Linked DNA regions of Homo sapiens: region 1 is linked to region 2. A link is an interaction called in ENCODE POLR2A ChIA-PET data of the cell type or tissue named here. Cell type or tissue: PC-3. All regions are shown on one strand.

Region 1 (8,000 bases), 220 kb before region 2:
TAAAACCATAAAAACCCTAGAAGGAAACCTGGGCAATATCATTCAGGACATAAGCATGGGCAAAGACTTCATGACTAAAACACCAAAAGCAATGGCAACAAAAGCCAAAATTGACAAATGGGATCTAATTAAACTAAAGAGCTTCTGCACTGCAAAAGAAACTATCATCAGAGTGGACAGGCAACCTACAGAATGGGAGAAAATTTTTGCAATCTACCCATCTGACAAAGGGCTAATATCCAGAATCTACAAAGAACTTAGACAAATTTACAAGAAAAAAACAAACAACCCCATCAAAAAGTGGGCAAAGGATACGAACAGACACTTCTCAAAAAAACACATTTATGCAGCCAACATACATATGAAAAAATGCTCATCATCACTGGTCATCAGAGAAATGCAAATCAAAACCACAATGAGATACTATCTCACACCAGTTAGAAATGCGATCATTAAAACGTCAGGAAACAACAGATGCGAGAGAGGATGTGGAGAAATAGAAATGCTTTTACACTGTTGGTGGGAGTGTAAATTAGTTCAACCATTGTGGAAGACCGTGTGGATCAAGGATCTAGAACCAGAAACACTATTTGACCCAGCAATCCCATTACTGGGTATATACCCAAAGGATTATAAATCTTGCTACTATAAAGGCACATGTACACGCATGTTTATTGCGGGACTATTCACAATAGCAGAGACTTGGACCCAACCCAAATGTCCATCAATAATAGACTGGATAAAGAAAATGTGGCAAATATACACCATGGAATACTATGCAGCCATAAAAAAAGGATGAGTTCATGTCCTTTGCAGGGACATGGATGAAGCTGAGAACCATCATTCTCAGCAAACTATCACAAGGACAGAAAACCAAACATCGCATGTTCTCACGCATAAGTGGGAGTTGAACAATGAGAACACATGGACACAGGGTGGGGAACATCACACACCAGGGCCTGTTGTGGGGTGGGGAGCTGGGGGGGATAGCATTAGGAGAAATACCTAATGTAAATGACGAGTTAATGGGTGCAGCAAACCAACATTGCACATGTATACCTATGTAACAAACCTGCAAGTTGTGCACATGTATCCTAGAACTTAAAGTATAATAATAATAATAATAATAATAGTAAAAGAGGTTTAATTGACTCACAGTTCCAGATGGCTGAGGAGGCCTCAGGAAACTTACAATCATGGTGGAAGGGAAAGGGGAAGCAAAGAACTTCTTCATAGCAGGAAAGACAGAGCTAGCAAGAGCAGGGAAAACTGCCTTATAAAACCATCAGATCTCTGAGAAGTTACTCACTATCATGAGAACACAATGGGGGAAACCGCCCCCATAATCCAATCATCTCCCTCCCTCAATATGTGGGGATTACAATTCCAGATGAGATTTGGGTGGGGCCACAGAGCCAAACCATATCAGTATTCTTTGTAATATCCTTTATAATAAACCAGTAAACGAAAGTGTTTACTTGAGTTCTGGGAGCCACTCCAGCAAATTAATCAAACTCAAAGAGGGTAGTGGAAACCTCAACTTGAGCCAGTCAATCAGAAGTTCCAGAGCCCTGGACTTGTGACTGTTGTCTGGTGGGTGTGGCAGGATGTACTGGGGACTGAGCCCTTAACCTGTGGGATCTAATGCTACCTCCAGGTTGATAGTGTCGTAATGCTATCTCCAGGTTGATAGTGTTGGAATTGAATTGGAGGACACCCAGTGATTGTGATTGTTGTGTGAGAGCAGAGGAAAATGCAGTTTGAGTTTTTCCACATTTACCATACCATATTCCACTTTCCCAGTCACTGGTACCCAACTTTCTGAGATCATCTTTGACTTCTAACATACCAAGTCATTTGATCACCAAAGACCTTGTTTATTCTATTTCCTTCTTAATTTTTCTGAAATCTATTCATCCTCTCTGTTTCTTCTGACCTCACTTTTAAAATTTATTTATTTTTGAGACAGGGTCTCACTCTGTCACCCAGGCTGGAGTGCAGTGCCATAATCTCAACTCACTGCAGCTTCAACCTTCCAGTCTCAGGTGATCCTCCCACTTCAGCCTCTCGAGTAGCTGGGACTACAGTTGTGCATCACCACGCCTGGCTAATTTTTGTATTTTTTGTAGAGATAGGGTTTTACCATGTTGCCCAGGCTGGTCTTGAACTCCTGGTCTCAAGTGATCCTCCTGCCTTGGCCTCCCAAAATGCTGGGATTATAGGCATGAGCCACCATGCTCAGACTAAATTTTTTCTTATTTTCAATCCATAGTATATGTTATGGGTTGAATATTTTTGCCTTTCCCAAATTCATATGTTGAAGCCCTAAACCCCTAATGTGACTGTATTTTTAGGCCATAATTATAGTTAAATGAGGTAATAAGAGTGGGGCTGATAGTGTTGGTGGCCTTATAAAAAGAGGAAGAAATCTTTCTCTGCCATGTGAGGACACAGCAAGAAGGCAGCCATCTGCAAGCCAGGAAGAGAACCCTCAACAGACCCTGACCATGCTGGCACTCTAATGTAAGACTTCCAGCCCTCATAACTGTGAAGAAGTAAATTTCTGTTCTAAGCTACTCAGTACATAATATTTTATTAGGGAAGCCCACGCTGACTAAGACAGTGTATTACTTGCTGTCTCCTAGAACAAGTCATGTTCTTTCAAAATATTTTGTCTCTGTGTGCTTGCCTTTCCACCAACTGCTCACTGGGGCTTGAATGTAGTTCTTTTTTTTTTTCTTTTTTTTTTTTTTTTTGAGACAGAGTCTTGCTCTGTCATCAGGCTGGAGTATAGTGGCGCAATCTTGGCTCACTGCAACCTCCGCCTCCCGGGTTCAAGTGATTCTCCTGCCTTAGCCTCCCAAGTAGCTGGGATTACAGGCACATGCCACCATGCCTAGCTAATTTTTGTATTTTTAGTAGAGACTGGGTTTCACCATGTTGGCCAGGATGGTCTCCATCTCCTGACCTCATGATCCACCCACTTTGGCCTCCCAAAATGCTGGGATTACAGGCGAATGTACTTCTTTTTCTCTACACCAGTACATTCCCTCTCCTTCTTCATGTGCAAACACTCATTCATCTTTTAGGAATCAATTTATGACTCACTTCCTCCAGAATGCCTTCATTGACCCTTCCAGGCTGATATTCTTCCTCCTTATATCCATAGCTTCCTGAGCTTAACTTTATTACAGCTCTTATCATGCTCTATTATAATTCCCTATTAACTAATCTGTCTCTCACACTAGCTTGTGAGACCTTTGAGACCGGGACTGTATTTTTTTTTTTTAACCTGTATCTGCAGGAGTGAACATAGCACTCAACTCATTGTTGATGCTCAATGTGTTTTTGTGGAATGAATGACTGAAACTCATGACTGCCTCGTTCCATACTCAATCTACAGTCAACAAAACACACTGTCCAACTCTATTCATTGCCTTGTGACACAGCTGGTTGTGAATGTGCGACTCTCACTCATGAAATTATGAACAGCTGGAAGACAATCATTTTTATGTTTTGTTTTTGTATCAGCCATGACACCTCACTCTGTGCCTTGTACATGTTAGGTAGACAATAATTTTTTTGTTAAAGAAATAAGTACAGTTGACAAAAAAGCTAATGCACTCTAAGCCTTCATTAACAGATGTTCAGTGTAAAAAGAGTGTTTGTACTCCTAATAACTCTTATGTGGATCGGATCACATCTGAAGTATTGTGTTCAATGCTGGGCAACCACCATACATTCCTTCCTTCAACATATGTTTATGGAGTGCCTACTCTATGCCACTATCTTTCTTCTGTGCCCAAGGCTTAGAAATCAAAGAAACTTAGGTTTTGTCACTTAAACTGTGTGTACTAGACAGGATTGGCTAGATTTTGTTATAGAAACAAACAATCTCGGAGTATCAGTGGCTTACCACATCCTAGTTTTGTTTCTCTTTCATGCTTTATGTCTGTCATGGGCTGAATGCGGCTTTACTCCACACAGTATTCACTCCAGGACCCAAGTTGCCTCCATCTGGAACATTGCTGATTTCACAGCAGACAGAAGGCATAGCCAACCATGCATTGGCTCTTAAAACTTCTGTCCAGAAGTAACACACATCATTTCTGCTCACATTTCATTGGCCAAAGTCAGTGCTATGACCATGCCTGGATTCACACAAAGAGGGGCAAATAGGGTGAACAGTAATATAATCTACTACACTATGTGATCTAACCTGTTCAAGTCCCCATTTTATCATTTGTAAAATTATAACAATAATCTCTGCAATGAAGACTGAGGTAAGGATGCAAAATAAGGTATGTAAAGTGTTTGGCACATTGTAATCTGTCAGGAAATTGTAGCTATTTCAATTTAAATTCTATTTAAAAGTTTAAAAACTCTGATACTCAGCATAAGAAATTACTATAAGTAAAGCTCTCTAAACACTTAACAGTAAAGTAAATTAGTTCTCCCTTCCTTTGAATTTTTTCTCTGAAAACCCACTTAAACTGTCTGAATTGTGTTTCCAGCCCTGGCTTGATGGTTTTTTTTTTTTTTTCCCATTTCTGCCTTTCAACTTTTTGCCAGAATCAACATAACCTAAGAAGAAATAGATTGGGTGAAAATTCTGTGATTTATTGTTCATTTTTTTCATGTTCAAGATCTGTTTTTCAAACAAGTAAGCAACTGAGTACAAGACCATTTTTCACACTTAATTGCATCACTAGAAACTAGCTCTATTCCCCATCCAGAAAATCTCTGGGTACCGATAAAGATGTTTGGAAATGGGATTGGGACTTTATGCTATCATTTGATAGTATCCACTGATTTTCTAAGTTTATAGCTACATTTTAGCAATATTTATTTTTAAATGCACCTTGTTTGTTTGTTAAACTTCATACCATTTTCTGCTAAATTATGCAACAGCAAAGAGCATGATGGTATGACTTAACATACAGAGTTACACTGATCCTGGTAATATTGCTTCCAGATTCATCCACTAAAAACTGAGTGCAATAATAATTTACTGCTTTTTCATCACTCTCCCTAGAATGACTAAAAGAAATTCTATATGCAGAGTTGAACATTCTTTCCATGAGGTAATCGATTCTAGTTCTTTTAAATATTTGGTAACCATTTGAGTTATCAAATATGATTTTTTAAAAAATAATTATTGAACTGGGGGCATTTTAAAATAAGTCTTTGAAATCTATTATATACCTCATTTGAAGTCAGGGACAGGAGTGGTGCTTGGGAGTCACAAGGGTAGCACCTTCCAAGACTTCTCTAAACCACTCAGCAGCCCTGTGAGCCATGTGTGCATGGTAACCAGGTTACCCCTCAGCAATGTCATCTTGTGCAGAATATCCTTAATGATGGCACAGTGTTTAGAAGATAGAAAGCAATGGTACCCAGGTGGCCGTTCAAACTAATGGCTGGTTACTTGCTACAAAAACAGAGAGCCTCCCTGTTTATAATCTCATTAAAATATACTCAATAAAAAATCTTACAGAGTTGGCGTTGGCAGTTTAGAATAATGGTTTTATGTATTTTTTTTCCTTAAGGTTAAAAAAATGTTGCTGACTGTTGGTCTGTGTCTTTGCTAAACTTTATAACTTGGTATTTATCTATAAAGCTCTAAATACTAGGGCCAAGACTCTCAAGAGAGAGTAGGAGGGATAGGAGGGAAAGACATCCTTCCTTACTCACAGAGGGAGAAACACTAATTTGAACTAGACTTGAGTTATTTAGATTCACTCAGATCTAAAGTCCTTATTTTTGCCTGGAGACAAACCACATAGAGAAGGGAATCATCTTAATCAGCTTAAGCATGGCCCATTCTTGGTTCTTCTTCTGCAGTATGAAGCAGTCCATAGCTCTCTAAGCTGCCAGGCTTCCCCTCTCATCATCCAGAAGAAAACCTCAGGGCCATGGACCTCTAGGCAGAAGAGAAGAGGGTTAGAGGCCCTGACAGATACTATGGGGCTCTCAAATCTCATTCCCTCCTTTTTTACTTCTCTTCCATTTTTACTACTCATTGGCAAAAATACACTTTGACCACGTGTGGTCATGCCTGTAATGTGGCTCATGCCTGTAATCCCAGCACTTTCGGAGGCCTAGATGGGAGGATCGCTTGAGGCCAGGAGGGTTGGGCAACATGGCAAAACCTTCTCTCTACAAAAAATACAAAAATTAACTGGGCTTGGTGACATGCGCCTTTAGTCCTAGCTGCCTGGGAGACTGAGGTGGGAGGATCACTTGAGTCCAGGAGGTCAAGGCTGCAGTAAGCCAGATTGCACCACTGCACTCTGGCCTGGGTGACAGAGGGAGACTTCGTCTCAAAAATAAATAAATAAATAAATAAATAAATAAATAAATAAATAAATAAAGCACTATCACTTGAAACCAGTGGTCCCCAAGCCTATTGGATTACAGAACCACCATGGAACTTTTTTTTTAAAAAAGACAAGGTTGTGGGCTCCAGTCCAGACTTACAAGATCAGATTCTGGGTGATAGGGCCCAGGAATCCATGTTTTTAAAAAACATAGATTTTTTAAACATAGATTTTTTATGGTGATTCTGATTGTCTGCCAACTTCAAGGAATATGGAGAGAATTTCCAGCTGTGGCTGCCTTGATCTCTGCCCTTGGTAAAAGGGCTCAACCTATACAGTTCCCCTCACACCTACAGCATGCCGTGGTAGATACTGAGGAGTGCAAACAAAGAATGTCCCATGCAGGAGTCTCAGTGATTGCATGTCCATCATAATGACAGTATTAAGCTCTCACATCCCCAAGGGAAAAAAATATTCCCCAGCAATGCTGCCAAAACTGCACTTATTACTCACAATTGAATTTCACCCACCCTGGCTGCACTCTGTCCTACTGTTTATACTCTATAGCATTTGCCCAACTTCATGTAACTGGTCTCTAATTGATTTTATCCAGAACCCCCTTTTCCTTAAGTGCTTGTGAGCAGTACCTACTGGGGGAGAAGTCTATGTGCACATAATTCAAATTCTAGTCACCAGTGATAACGCTATTATGTGTGATTGCAATTCTCTAAATTCTTTCATCTTATTTCCTGCCACCAGAGTGACGAATGCTTTGATATGTTCCTGAGTTTCTGTGATGCTCTGCCATGAAGTCCTGTAACTCATCTCACTGACGGTGTTGATCTCAAGGTTAACTTTACGTGCTGGGCTGTTCCCAGCAAGAGCAGCCTCTAGCACACCTCCTGCCTTGTGCTTGCCCAGCGAGATATGATAGCACAAGGGCCTTAATTCCCTCCCTATCATGCTGTCATGTTTGGCAAACACAGAGACTTAGTGTAATCTTAGAAAATTATGAATCTTTCTTTTAGAAAGGGAGTTTAAATGTGTGTATACATGTATCAATGTGAATGTTTTACAAATGCATATGTGTGAATACATGTATGTGTCTATAGGAGTGTGTGATACTAAGATGCATGTATACACCAATATACCTTAAGATGCAAATATTCCACTGTTTTTTGTGTCTCAAAGAGCAACATTATGACCATTTCTATATCTAATAATCATAACAGAACACAGTTGTCACTTATGGAGATATAATTAGCTCTTGAAAGGATTGAAATGTTTCTGTGTCACTGGAAGTGATATTCATCATTGGGAAGTGACCCCTAGAAATTCAGGATTGATGGCAGAGATGGCACAGGAGAATGGAAGGGAGGATGTCAGTCTTCTCTGCTTATCCCACCATTTTTCCATTTGTGAGGTCATTTGACAACTCCATCCTATCCTCTTAGTTATGTGGACCATGTAATAGTTTGAGAATTGAGTTGTAATTTGCAGAAAAGAACCAGGATAAGCTCTGGCCATTCCACCATAAATCCTGACCACAGCCAGCTATTACACATCAGACATCAAATTTCCCTTGTTCACTCACCGTTCCTGCCCTTTGCTACAGTTTGGCTCTCATCCATGTATTCATTTATACAGCCATGCATTTCATTTATTCATTCAATAAATTAT
Region 2 (8,000 bases):
CTCTAGGGCTCTGTCCAAATGCCCCATGACTGAGTGAACTGGTAGAACATTCTATGTGTGTGTCACAACATGAAGAGCAAAGACTTTCATCTCCCCAAATAATTTTGTTTTTCGTTTTAGGAATTAAATTTCAGATTCACTCTAATTGCCAATACTAAAATTCTCTATATGCAGTTCTAAACTTGACAAACCAATAAAAAAAGATTATTTGACTACTTATCTTTGTACAACATTGAGGTCTCCCTAAAGCAAATTTAAATGCATATTTTAAAAATGTATTCTAGCAGTTCAGTTCAGAAGCCCCCTGGCCCAAGCATCACACTGTCAATCCTTTGTCCTCAAGCAGCATGGTTGGGTGGGTTAAGTACTGACAAACACTGGGTGTCAGGCCCATGGTCAGGGACTGTGCTAACAGTCTACATATTAGATGCCACCTACCCCCACCCTCAACAGACCCAAACTATTTATCCAATAGCAAACCTTGCATTATTTCTGTCCAGAAGAAACAAACATTTATTGACAACTTTTGGTGTGTGACCTGTTTAAGTCCTACATCTCATTTAAGGACTGGTCAATGTTAGGCTAGGCAATGCCTGTTTGTGAGAGAATCACTGCCTAAAGAAAATTCTCCATTTCCCTTAGCTCTATGGTGGGTGACTACACATACTGGTATTTCTTAAAGAAATACCAATTCCATTTCCTTTTAACATAATTATTAATATCTCATTAGCATGGTGTCACTGAAGCCTGGGCCCAAAGAAATACCAATTCCATATCATTTTAAGATCATTATTAATATCTCATCAGCGTGGTGTCACTTAAGCCTGGGCCCTTTAGAATTTTTCATGTACCTGTGTTCCTCTGCCCATATCAGCTGGAACACTAATAGTTTTCTTCCTTTTTATCTAGAAGACTGAGAACATTACATGGGACCTGCCCCCAGGGCATGGAGGCTGAGGTGGGACAGTTTAGTTCAGGAGGCCCAAGAAGTGTTGGGTGTGCAGCCCCTTGTTCAAACACAGCCTCTGAATCGCCAGAGGCTTCCGGTGCATACTCTGAGGCGCAGGTGGGACTCGGGAGTGAGAGGTTTCGGCGAATGAATTGGGATTGCCTACTTCTTCCCAGTGCAGTGGAGCTTGGTTCTGTGGTCAGGTCCTTACGCCCTGTCTGCCTTTCTCGTTTCTTTATTTCTCGGGTAGTAGTTGTGGAATCAAATGACCTGGGGTTTGATACCTACTCTACCACGCCTCTGGGGGAGTCACTCAGACTCGTTGAACCTAAGTTCCGGGGCTGCCAAGTGAGGATAAGTAGTAATTGCTGATCCACCTACTTGACAAGATAGTAGTGAGGGCCCTGAGCGCCAGGCTGTGGATCCAGCCTTTCCCACGGTTCCTGGTGTGGCAGGAAGAACTCTAGGCCTGAAGGTGAAATTGGGGAGGGAGTCCCAGCTCTGCCACTGTCTCTCTGGGTGACCTCAGGCAGGTCTCCTCAAAAAAATAAGATACTTTATAAAGCTCAGTTTCCTCTTCAGTAAAATGAGGATTCCAGGTAACTCACAGATAGTTTGTGGGGATGAATCTGTTCCTTAAAGCCTGCAGTACATCAATAACCCAGTCTTCCTGCTTGCTTTCCCCCCTCTCCACTACCAGTGATCATAGTCTGATCCCATAGGTGATATCCCAGCTCAAAACCCTACATTAGCTTCTGTGGCTGTTTAAGGCCTGCCCAGAACTCCCCTGGTCTTAGCACTGAAAGCACGTGTCCGGGGAAGCCCTGCATTGGTCGTTCATACTACTGAGTCCCGCAGGGCAAACCGTCCGGTCCCACCCTCCTTTCTAGTGCTGCTGTCACACTCACCTCCCTTCACCCTACACTCCCTTCTGTGCCTTGCAATTACCTAGGGAGTTTTTTACAAGATATGGATGCCCTGGCCCTGCCACTAGAGATTCTGATTTAATTGCTTGGGGTAGGGCCTGGCATAGGTATCTTTTAAAGCTCCGCAGTGGTTCTAAAGCACAGCCACAGATGGGAACCACTGATCTATTCTTGTAGGTCCCCAGATACCTCATGTGCTGTTCCCTGTGCCTGAGCTGACCTTTCCCCCACTTTCCTCTCCTCGGCTAATTCCTGCTTATCCTCCTACTCAGGAGGCTCTTCCTCCAGGCAGCCTTCCCTGATCCCTCCAGGAAGACTTAGCTGCGTCCCTCCGCTGGGCTTCCCCAATACACTGGGCTTGCTTTCATTAGAACCTGATCCTTCCACATTATGGTTGTTGGTTTGCTCCAATCCTCTCCCTCATTAGCTCTCAACTTTCTTTCAGGAAGAGATGTTTATCTTTCCTTCTTGTATTCCTAGAGTCGACCAGGCTCTGGCACATTGCAGATTCTCAGTATGCATTCAGGGAACAACTTAATCAAGACAAGACCATCTGACTTCTTGTGAGTTACATGCTAAGAAAGAAATGTCGACACCAATAGCCCTCACAATGATAGGAACAGGAGGTTAAAGAAAAGGAAATAGATGCAAATAGCAATATAAGTGCTTTAACAAATCTATACAGGAGGACAACCATCATATTCAAATTTTCAAACATTCTTAGTTCTGCTCTTTTGTGGGTAATGGTTTTTTTTTTTCCTCTTCCAGGAGAAGAAAAGAGGCATATTATAGAAATTCCTCCTCCCCCAGCATTACTTGTCACAGAATTGTAATTGGAAGTGATTTCCCTGACTAAGTTATTTTGGCTGTCTGTTATTTTCTCTCTTCCTCCTTGCTCTTCCCTCAGCTGGCCATCCTGTGTGTTTGGAGAGAGCCAGAAAGGTTCAAGGCTAGGAATGTTTCTCTCTCTCTTTAAAGCTCTTTAATCGTCAGGCTTTCTGATCTTCAAAGCAGGCTGTAGCCAGTGTGACCCCACTCCCTCGCCTCCCCATGCTGGAGAGTAAAAGCCTGGAGTATTTTTGTCATTTTGAAGACTTGCATATTTGGACAGCCTTGGACATCTGGAAAGTGTGGTCCTCACTAGCTCTGCAGGGATAAGAGCACGTCAGCACTTCCAAGCTCTCTGGCGCCCCTACATCTGGACACGTTGAAAAATTAACACCAGACTCTGGAGTTAAGCAAACATTAAGTTTATAGGCCTCCTTGCATTTGACCATTTCCTGGGACAGCAGCCCTTATCCTGTGACTTTCTGTGTGTAGAGTTGAGTCTTTGCAGTTGGTCCTCCTCACACTCTCTCAACTTTGTGACTCTCTGCAGTGCTTGGTCCTGGATAAGTTTGAAAGCTACAATGATGAAACTCAGCTCACCCAACGTGCCCTCTCTCTACTGGAGGAAAACATGTTCTGGGCCGGAGTGGTATTCCCTGACATGTATCCCTGGACCAGCTCTCTACCACCCCACGTGAAGTATAAGATCCGAATGGACATAGACGTGGTGGAGAAAACCAATAAGATTAAAGACAGGTGATGTTTCAGGAAGGGCTCGCTGCATTTCTCCAAAGTCAGTGGGAAATTACATTTGGTAGAGAGAAAGGGATTGAGACTGGACTCATAAATCAATAAAATTAAGTTAAATAAGAAAAAATAAGATATTTTATAAAGCTCAACAAAGAGTCCTTGAATGAAAGCAATTACAGAGTCACATTGTGGCTAATATTCAAAACTGAGATTTAAACTGAGGACTAGGAAATAGAATTGGATCCTTTTGAAGCGTTTAGGAGAAAGATTTTAAGAGAATGAGTTCCGAGTCACCCTGTGGTCGGGAGGTGTGAGTGAGCTATCCAAGCCCGTTCCCATCCTTTGTCCCTCTGTGTCTTCTCAGGTATTGGGATTCTGGTCCCAGAGCTGATCCCGTGGAAGATTTCCGGTACATCTGGGGCGGGTTTGCCTATCTGCAGGACATGGTTGAACAGGGGATCACAAGGAGCCAGGTGCAGGCGGAGGCTCCAGTTGGAATCTACCTCCAGCAGATGCCCTACCCCTGCTTCGTGGACGATTCGTGAGTCTGAAGTTCGCGATCCTCCTCCATGACACGCTAATGGGGGTGCTGGAGTGGGCTGGGGTGGGCTGGGGGTGCCCTCAAGGCTTCCATGTCTTTAGAGAGAGCCCCAGGGACCAGAGCCAAATTGGAGAGCATGGAGCTCTGACTGAGGAACCTGCTTCTCCCAAGCTCCAGGCAGGCACAGATGAGTCAGTGCAGTGGTGGGAAAGGGAAAAGAGTTGATGTTGTAGCTGGAAAAGGGAAGGGGAAAATTAAAGCAAGGAAAGTGAGGCTGGGGGAGGGGACAAATTCCCCACTATGTAGTATGTTTGGTATGTGGAAGGGTTCTGGTCAGAATGTTTGCCCAATGATTGCCACATCAGCATTCATTTTGGACTCTGTATGGCCAGTAGGTCTGGTTCCTGGGAGCCCTGGAATAATGCAGCCCCTTCCCTAACTAACATTTCCATGATGTATGCTCAATGACAAGGCAGAGGAATGTGTTGGATGAGCTCAGGACCTGCCTCCCTGGACACTCCCATCCCAGGCCTGTATATCTGTTGACCAGGAATAAGCCAAGCAAGCAGCCTACTGTTTGACTGAATATGGATTTGGGGGGTGGTAGAGAAAGGGCCGGGGTGGAGGGTTGGGAGGCTCATTTGTCATTATAGATGGGGTCAGACACACTACCAAAACAGCAGCAGAGATCTACAATTGAGTTCACCTAAAACTCAGTGTGGACACAGGAAACCCTCTTTTAATAACTGTCCAATGGGTTTTCCAGCCTCAGCTCTACAGAAAACTTGAGATAACAGTGGCCAGTCTGCAGTTAGTTTGGGTTCGGACAATAGGCAGAGCTGGGAAATGGAGCCAGGGGCGAAAGCCCAGGTCCACTTTAGGATCAGGACGGGAGTGGCTGGTGGGGAAGTGAGGTGGGTGTGGGGAGGCAATAGGGAGCTGGGTCATTTGGTATGGGAGAGTCCTCTGGTGGCTAGTCCCAGAAGTGCATGCTTTACGAACATATGCTTCTCTCCCTAGGGCCACCTTGAGTGAAACCCTCCCATGCTGGAATTGGGCCCTTTCAGTGACAACACACAACAGTTTTCAATAGATAATAATCCCAAGGGCTTTACTAGCACATGAAACACAGGGAAAACGTGTAAAGTTCACAAGAAAGTCGTTCCAGTGTATCAAATCTATCCTGTTTGCCAGGTGGATATACCAGGGTCTCCTCCACCTGTGCATGGCTGGTGGTGGGTCCAGTGGCTGTTGGATAACTGATGTATTGATGGATCATTCGCCTTCTGAAAGTGCCAAACTGATTAGTTATTTTGTGTGTCTTTTTGTGTAACTAGGGTTTGACCTTCCAGGGCAGACTGTGCTGGGGCGGCTGACCCCTTGGGGAGCCAAGTTATTGCTCTTACCACCACCACTTGCCCTTGTCAGTCCTCCACCCTCTTGGGTTTCAGTGTCAGCATGTAGCTGTCTACTCAGATCCCATCCACATCATCAAGTCTGCAGTTTTTTCCTTGCAAGGCCTTACAGGGAAGATCTTTGACATAGAGGATATAATTTTATTGACACATTTTACTTGCAGAGCATTCACCCGGGCTAACCAGAAAGCCAGCACTCTGCTATAAACAAAAAATAATGCTTCAGGGCTAACATGGAATGTGTTAAAAGATTCCAGCCCATTAAATGTCCAGGGGAGGTTTTCCTGTTTTCCTTTCCCTCCATCTGGGCTTTGTTCTCAACACATTCATTCAACAAACATTTATTCTGCCTCTACCAGGTACAGAGCACTCTACTATTCTGCTTCTCTCCTTTTGCTTTAGTTTCATGATCATCCTGAACCGCTGTTTCCCTATCTTCATGGTGCTGGCATGGATCTACTCTGTCTCCATGACTGTGAAGAGCATCGTCTTGGAGAAGGAGTTGCGACTGAAGGAGACCTTGAAAAATCAGGGTGTCTCCAATGCAGTGATTTGGTGTACCTGGTTCCTGGACAGCTTCTCCATCATGTCGATGAGCATCTTCCTCCTGACGATATTCATCATGGTAAGCCAAATGGAGAAGGCCCAGAAAATCTTGAATACTTTGGTTCCTTTCCCCTTTCCTCCTGTTCATGTGCCTGGATTAGTCATGTGGCCACCAAGGAGAGCGTGACATCTAGCTTCCCAGCCCTTCCTTTTAGCCAACGTGGGAGACACTCAAAGAGACGAAATCTCCTGAAGGAGCCACTGTATCACAGCATCCTCCCATCTCCCACTTCCTGCCCAGGGGTCCATGGTCCACACAGACTTCCCAGTCCCATTCCGTGACCATCTGGAGAAGCTGCTATTAGCAGAGCCCTGCACAGGGTGATAGTGTAATTAAAGTGGTCTTCTCTTTCCAAACACAGAAAAAATCAGTTCAGGGAGTGTTTTCCTGGGCTTACAATTTTAACTACTGGCTAGAGTTGAAATGGGGAAAGCCTTTTGCCTTTTCAGTAGCAGTAGGGGAGGAGATCTGGATTATTTACTTATCATCATCATGGTCACCTCCTACATGGCTTCACCAAAAAACATTCTGCTGCCTGAAAAAGCTCCAACACCTCTCTCTCTTTTAAAGGATGGAATTTGGAGTCCATCCTTCCTCAGTGATAAGGAGTTTTTATAGCCACAGGCAGCATCTATTGGTCTGTCCTCTGCAAACTTGCAACTCCTCTGAGAGCTAGACTTGGAAATGAAACATTATTTTGCAATGCGCTGCTATCCTTCATTTTTAGCTCCTCCACCGTAGATGATAGTTTGTACTTGTTAAATGATAAGGATATAAATTTAGGTCATTTTTTATATTTTATTGGGTGGAATTTGGTATAATTTTTAGACTTCAGGCTTTACAGGCTCCTGAGATGGACTGATTGAGCTTGTTCTACTTCTTCCCCATCATGATAGGAAGTGCTGTACCACACTAGGCAGTGTGTGTAGTGACCACAGACTGGCTGAGTGTCTCCCATCCCATGCTGGCCCATATCTGGTACCCACCTGATCCACAAATGTTCCATCAGATCCTGTTCAAACAACACATCTCCAGTTAAGCCAAATCTTGCCCTTTCTCCTTACGGTAAAATGTACTAAATCTGAAGGTTTTGTCTTTTTAATGTTGCTCCATGATCCAGTGATCTGTGGCCTTGGTTATGCTCTGTGCTAGAGTCCTAACAAGACAAATGCTAAGGTAGAGGTCATTCTGCTCAAACAACCTGACCCCACCTGGATGTGGGCTTACATTTGCAAAGGGCACCAAAGTTCTAAGAGATGAGGGGAGGAGCTGAGCCCCTTGTCCTTATCTAGGTTTCCCTTGTTCTTTCCCATCCCTCAGTCTGCTTCTTTTCCCAGTACCAACATGTTTGTGTCCTCAGAATTAAAGGAGTAAAAATGTGTAAACATCTGACTAGCAACAGCCATGAGATTTTGCCTGGCTTGTTGATAAGCAGCATTGAGATCTGCCCTCCTAAGAATGGGCCATTAGGTCTTCAAAGCTTTTACGATGTGAGGTAAAGAATGTTCACCAGGAGTTTCATGCACAAAAGGGTTTCTCTTTGTGGGAACTAGAACATTGTTCCAGTGATGACGGAAACAGGGCTTTCCATACCAAAACAGGGTTTTCCTTTGAATGACTCTCCCACCTTTCCCTTGTCTCTTCCTCCCCACCTCAACAACACAGGAAAGAAGCTGGAAGCAGGGACAATGGGAAGGTCCCTTTGTTACTCGAGCTATTAGAAACAAAAAGAAAAGTGGCCATCTGAGGAAGCCACAGCTGGTGAAACTGTAGGGTCACAGAGTGAATTACACCTCTGGCTTAAGTCAGTGAAAAGTCCTAGAAGTTTGTGGTCCTAGAAGTCCTAAAAGTTTATGGGACTTTGTTTTGAGCAAGGATAAGAAATTGATTTCAGGCTGGGCGTGGTGGCTCACGCCTGTAACCCTAATACTTTGGGAGACAGAGGCAGGTGGATCACTTCAGGTCAGGAGTTCCAGAGCAGTCT

The links. ChIA-PET counts read pairs that join two places held together with the same protein. Peaks named below come from ENCODE experiments on the same cell type or tissue, not always from the same donor. Only the 100,000 strongest peaks of a DNase experiment are listed, where the experiment ranks them.
Region 1: POLR2A ChIA-PET joins it to region 2 with 19 read pairs; 4 of 35 experiments call an interaction of 5 or more read pairs at or near these places.

Annotation. Positions count from the first base shown.
Region 1 is chr1:94,280,630-94,288,629 of GRCh38, reverse strand. The region is part of intron 2 of ARHGAP29-AS1 (ARHGAP29 antisense RNA 1); the gene reads right to left. It also overlaps a transcript of ARHGAP29 not described here. Among named protein-coding and RNA genes, the nearest start is that of ARHGAP29-AS1, 37 kb to the right of the region's middle. RefSeq lists an enhancer at 3,986-4,045. In PC-3, no CTCF peak of the experiment used is centred here; DNase peaks (open chromatin) are centred at 3,119 and 7,899; H3K27ac peaks cover 3,541 bases.
Region 2 is chr1:94,058,571-94,066,570 of GRCh38, reverse strand. ABCA4 (ATP binding cassette subfamily A member 4) reads left to right here. Exons shown (of 50, transcript NM_000350.3): 12 at 3,254-3,459; 13 at 3,818-3,994; 14 at 5,812-6,034. Among named protein-coding and RNA genes, the nearest start is that of ABCA4, 59 kb to the left of the region's middle. In PC-3, CTCF peaks have their summits at 2,870, 3,075, 4,756 and 4,960 (motif pointing left); DNase peaks (open chromatin) are centred at 4,330 and 4,940; H3K27ac peaks cover 1,075 bases.